Regions from separate parts of the Homo sapiens genome. Here region 1 is linked to region 2. Evidence: read pairs that join two places in POLR2A ChIA-PET (ENCODE). Cell type or tissue: PC-9. All regions are shown on one strand. Links, peaks and the distances in the headings refer to the core of each region. The heading gives the core; the rest is flanking DNA.

Region 1 (2,895 bases), core at 1-2,500, 180 kb after region 2:
TGAGATCAGGAGCTCAAGACTAGCCTGGCCAACACGGTGAAACCTCGTCTCTACTAAAAATACAAAAATTAGCCGGGTGTAGTGGTACACGCCTGTAATCCCAGCTACTCGGGAGGCTGAGACACGAGAATTGCTTGAACCCAGGAGGCGGAGGTTGCAGTGAGCCAAGATCCTGCCACTATGCTCCAGCCTGGGCGACACTGCAAGACTCTGTCTCAAATAATAATAATAATAATAATAAATAAAATAAAAGCTCTCAGTTGCCAAGGTATTTTGAAGATTTGTAGCTGCATGCCTGTTACTGGACACCTGCTTCCTAGTAACATGGTCAGAGGCTAGTGAGAAACGTCTCACCTCCCTGCCGTGAACTCCCTCATCTCGGCAAGGCCTCTACAGTCCTGTGTCTCACAGGCTGTTGTGTTCCCCTTTCCAGCACCTGCTGGTATAAGGCAGAAACTGAACACTGTTACCCAACAGGCCTTTCTCATGAAAGCCCTGTTCATTGATTTCTGTTTTTCTTTCAGAAATTAGAATTAATTAGACCTCCTGGGCTCTTTTCCAAGCAAAAATAGAGGTAGAAAGTAGTGGCTGGGCGCGGTGGCTGATGCCTGTAATCCTAGCACTTTGGGAGGCCGAGGCGGGTGGATTGCCTGAGCTTAGGAATTCAAAACCAGCCTGGGCAACACGGTGAAACCCCGTCTCTACTAAAATACAAAAAATTAGCCGGGTGTGGTGGAGTCCGCCTGTAATCCTGGCTACTCGGGAGGCTGAGGCAGAAGAATTGGTAGAACCCAGGAGGCGGAGTTTGCAGTGAGCTGAGATCGTGCCACTACACTCCAGCTTGGGCGACAGAGCAAGACTCCATCTCTAAAAAAAAAAAAAAAATTAGCAAGTGGCAGAAAAGCAAGGAATCTGAGAGAGGGACTAGATGGTGGAGTCAGCAAGGGACTCAGAATCTAAGTGGGAGGGAGTTTCTGAGCCTGCCCTGGCTCAGAAGGCTGTCCATGGGAAAAAAAAAAAAAAAAAGAAGAAGAAGCTAAAGGGTGGACAGGGTGATGGGAAGGCTCTGGAACAGAGGTAGCAATTATTAAAATATTTAAATAGTTGTGTGTTCATTGGTAGACAGCAGCTGCTCTGAGACCTCAAGCCAGTGCTTATCTTCCACCCACCCCCGGCACCCAGTCTCTTCTCTTGCCACCCTCTGATGACTGTTTTGATTAGTTAGGATCCAGGCTGAACTGTGGTTAAATATTTTGAATAACTTCCCTGGGTGTGGACACAAACCAGACTGGAATTCTAACTAGTGTGACCTGGCAACGGTATTCTTTTTTTTTTCTTTCTTTCTGAGATGGAGTCTCCCTCTGTTGCCCAGGCTAGAGTGCAGTGGCGCGATCTCGGCTCACTGCAACCTCCTCCTCCTGGGTTCAAGTGATTCTCCTGCCTCAGCTTCCCAAGTAGTTGGGACTACAGGTGCATGCCACCAACTCGGCTTTTTTTTTTTTTGTATTTTCAGTAGAGACGGGGTTTCACCACATTGGCCAAGCTGGTCTCAAACTCCTGACCTCATGATCCACCCGCCTCGGCCTCCCAGAGTGCTGGGATTACAGGTGTGAGCCACCGTGCCCGGCCTGGCAACGGTATTCTAACTTGAACACAGTGTCACCAACCACTGTTTGCGAACATTCAGACAGCATCAACTCTGTCTACCCTTGGGTCATAGACTTTTAGGTACTGGTGATATCATATGTCTTTCCTACTGTTGTGATCAAAAGTTTGAAAAATCCAGATTAGAGCATTCCAGGTAGAGGGGACTGAATGCAGGGATACACAGCTTGTTTCTGGAGAGGAAATACGAGATGCCTTGGAGGTAGGCGGGGGCCAGGTATGAAGGCCATGAGGCCCATGGTCAGTCGAGAGTGACCAGGAGGCAGTGACACTCTGATATGGGACACAGAATGGAAAGATAGTGAATTGGAGGTCTGAAGCACGTTGGGGACATGAGAAAGAAGCATGTGTGTTGGATATATGGCTCAGGGGTCGGGGAGAGCCCCCACTCCTCCAAAGATAAAGCAGAGAACAGAGGTCCTGAAAGCAGATGAAGTCCCTCATGGAGAGAGCACACGGGGAGCTGGGAAGGGGCACGGGAGGGAATCCCGCGGGCCCCCTGCATTAGCAGGCAGAGGAGGAAGAGCACTCTGGAGGGCACTAAGGAAGAGGAGCCAGAGAGATGGGAATGTGGAAACTGGGAGGGAGAATTAACAGGCTGAGATGCTGTGAGTCCAGTAAGATAAGGACTCAGACATCTGCTGGGCCCCAGAGGCAGTATGGGTCTATGGTTAGGTAGCCTGACTGCAGGGGTCTAATCTGGCTCTGGTAATTCTGAGCTCTGTGACCTTTGGCAAGTGTTTTAATCTCTTGTGCCTCAGTTGTTTTCCTCTATAAAATGGAGATAATAACATTTACCTGAGTTTCAAGGATTAAATGAGTGTGTGTGTGTGTGTGTATGCATGAGTGTGTGCATGTGTAGAGGAGAGAGAGAGAAAAAAAGATAGAGACAGAAAGACAGCCAGAAAGAGAGGGAGATTGAGAGAGAGATGCTCTGAACCAGGTTTAAAAAGTAGTAAATGAGCCAGGCGTAGTGGCTCACACCTGTAATCCCAGCACTTTGGGAGGCCGAGGCGGGTGGATCACCTGAGGTCAGGAGTTTGAGACCAGCCTGGCCAACATGGTGAGACTCCGTCTCTACTTAAAATACAAAAAATTAGCCGGGCCAGGTGTTGCACACCTGTAATCCCAGCTACTCAGGAGGCTGAGGCAGGAGAATCTCTTTAACTCAGGAGGCAGATGTTGCAGTGAGCCGAGATTGCACCACTGCACTCCAGCCTGGGGTAACAG
Region 2 (2,914 bases), core at 305-2,804:
TAAAGGTGTTCTAGGCTGAGCGCGGTGGCTCACGCCTGTAATCCTAGCACTTTGGGAGGCCGAGGCAGGCAGATTGCTTGAGCCCAGGAGTTTGAGACCAGGCTGGGCAACATGGTGAAATCCTGTCTCTACAAAAAAATACAAAAAAATTACCCAGGTGTGGTGGTGGGCAACTGTGGTCCCAGCTACTCTGGAGGCCTACGTGGGAGGATTCCTTGAACCTGGGAAGTTGAGGCTGCAGTGAGATAGTGCCACTGTACTCCAAATTGGGCAACAGAGTGGGACCCTGTCTCAAAAAACAAACAAACAAAAGAAGGTATTCTAAAGTACAAGTTTACAGGTTTATAGTACAGAACAAATGTCTAGGTCAAAACCAGCTTTATAAAGTTCTGCAAGAAAAGCTGGAGCAGGCATAAGGATAGCTATACAGATCAGCGGAACAGAATTGAGAGTACAGAAAGAAACCCTCATATTTACAGCCCACTGGTTTTCAACAAGGGTGCCAATGATGGCAATGGCTGCTGTCCTCATGCTGGCTGCAGCAGGAAGGTGCAGCTGGGGCCACATGCTCCATGGAGCCAGTAGGAGCCCAGCCCCTTCTGAGTTGGGGCAGGAGCTCCCTGGGTGCCACTGTGGCCACCCTCCCAGTTGCAGGACCCAGGCATCTCTGCAGCTTGCACCCTCAGGGGCCCCAGGAAGCACCCTACCCCTACCCCTGAAGGCTCAGGGGTGTCTGCTGCCACTGCCTGGCCTCTCTCTGCTCCCAGAGCCTGCTCCAATCTCTGAGCAGGGGTTGGGGCTGAGTCCCGCATGGCGCCGGAGGCAGATTGATTCCTGGGTGGAAGGGGGTGGGTCCCCAGTGAGACCCCACCTTCAGGCCAGGGAAGGCCTAAAGGCTGGGGGCTAGGCTGCCAGTCCTGTGGACCAGAGTGAGGACTGGTGGTGCCTCTTCCAGGCCCACCCATGGCCACCCATCGACCAATCAGCATGCACTGCCTCCCCTCTGAGGTCCATATAAGCCTTGGGCTCAGCCAGAGCAGGGCAGATGATGTCCTCAGGACAAAGAGGGTAGAGAGACAATGGAATGATCAGCTGCAGAGAGGAGCTACCCTCCCTGCTGATAGCTGGAGATGAGGAAACAACAAGTTGCAGAGAGGAACTGCCCTCTCTGCTAAGAGCTGCAGAGATGACCTGCTGGCAGAGAGGAGCCACCCTTCCCAGGGCCGCCTCTCCACTGACAGCTGCAGACATTGGGACGACTAGTTGCAAAGAGGAGCTACTCTCTCCAGGGCCTCCTCTCTGCTGAGAACTGAACACTCAATGGATAACCTGCCTACAGAGAGGAGCTACCCACTGCGGATCTCCTCTGAGCTGTTGTAACACTCAATAAAGCTCATCTTTGTCTTGTTTACCCTTCACTTGTCTGCATACCTCATTCTTCCTGGATGCATTCTTACTGGGTGCAGGAAAAGAACTTGGGCAAAAGATGCCATGGCCACAGAGGTTTCCGGCCAGAAAATTGACACCCCAAAGATCCCATAACACCAAGACAATTTATAGGGAAACAATAGTCTTTTCAACAAATGGTACTCCAGGCACAGTGAGATGTACCTATAGTCCCAGCTACTTAGGAGGTTGAGGTGGGACGATCTCTGGAGCCCAGGAGTTTGAGGCCAGTCTGGGCAGCATAACAAGACCCCGTCTCAAAGAAATAAACAAACAACAACAAAATCCAAATGGTGTTGGGACAACAACCCATATGCAAAAAAATGAAGATAGACTCTTAACTAAAATGTATGTAAAAATTAACTTCAAATGGATCAAAGATCTAAATTTAACAATTAAAACTAAAAAGCCTTTAGAAGAAAACATAAGTGTGACACCCAAAGCAAAAGCACTAGCAACAAAAAGAAAAGTAGATAAATTGAACTTCATCAAAATTCAAAACTTTTGTACTTCAAAGTACACTATCAATAAAGTAAAAGGACAACCTACAGAATGGGATACGATATTTGCAAATCATATATCTGATAAGGAACTTACATCTAGAATATACAAATGACTCCTAGGCCAAGGCAGGAGCCCAGGAATCCAGGACCAGCCTGGGCAACATAGTGAGGGCCTGTCTCTACAAAAAATAAAATAAAATAAAAATTAAAAAATTAGCCAGGTGTGGTGACATGTGCCTGTGGTCTCAGCTACTCAGGAGGCTGAGGTGGGAGGATCAATTGAACCCAGGAGTTCAAGGCTGTGTGAGCTATGATCACAGCACTGCACTCCAGATTAGGCAACAGAGCAAGACTCTGTCTCAAAAAAAAAAGACTCCTACAATAATAAAAAGATAAGTAGTCAATTATAAATGGACAAGGATATGAATAGACATTTCTCCAAAGAGAAAAATGACCAATAAGCATATGAAAAGATGCACATTATTCATCAGGGAAATGCAAATCAAAAGCACAATGAGATACACTTCATACTCACTAGGATGGCTACAATCAAAAAGATAGTTAATAACAAATGTTGGCAAGGATGTGAAGAAACTGGAACCCTCATACACTGCTGGTGGGCCACAGTGTATAATAGTGCAGCCACTTTGGAAAACAGTCTGGAAGTTCCTCAAAAAGTGAAACATAGAGATTTCACATGACCCAGCAATTCCATTCCTAGGTATGTACCCCAAAAAAATAAAAACATGTCTACACAAAAAGTTATATACAAACATTCACAGCATCATTATACATGATAGCCACAAAGTGGAAACAACCCAAATGTCCAACCACTGGTGAATGGATAAGCAAAATGTGGTATATCGTACAATAGAATATTCAACTGTAAAAAGAAGTAAAATACTGATACATGCTACAATGTGGATAAGCCTTGAAAAAAGTATGTTAAGTGAAAGAAGCCATAC

What was found. ChIA-PET counts read pairs that join two places held together with the same protein. Peaks named below come from ENCODE experiments on the same cell type or tissue, not always from the same donor. Only the 100,000 strongest peaks of a DNase experiment are listed, where the experiment ranks them.
Region 1: POLR2A ChIA-PET joins it to region 2 with 26 read pairs; 3 of 35 experiments call an interaction of 5 or more read pairs at or near these places.

What each region holds. Positions count from the first base shown.
Region 1 is chr6:36,576,335-36,579,229 of GRCh38, forward strand. No RefSeq gene overlaps it. Among named protein-coding and RNA genes, the nearest start is that of SRSF3, 17 kb to the right of the region's middle. RefSeq lists an enhancer at 271-1,214. In PC-9, for the core only: no CTCF peak of the experiment used is centred there; a DNase peak (open chromatin) is centred at 1,207; H3K4me3 peaks cover 508 bases; H3K27ac peaks cover 2,388 bases.
Region 2 is chr6:36,395,705-36,398,618 of GRCh38, forward strand. All of the region lies in intron 4 of PXT1 (peroxisomal testis enriched protein 1), which reads right to left. Among named protein-coding and RNA genes, the nearest start is that of ETV7, 9.5 kb to the left of the region's middle. In PC-9, for the core only: no CTCF peak of the experiment used is centred there; no DNase peak of the experiment used is centred there.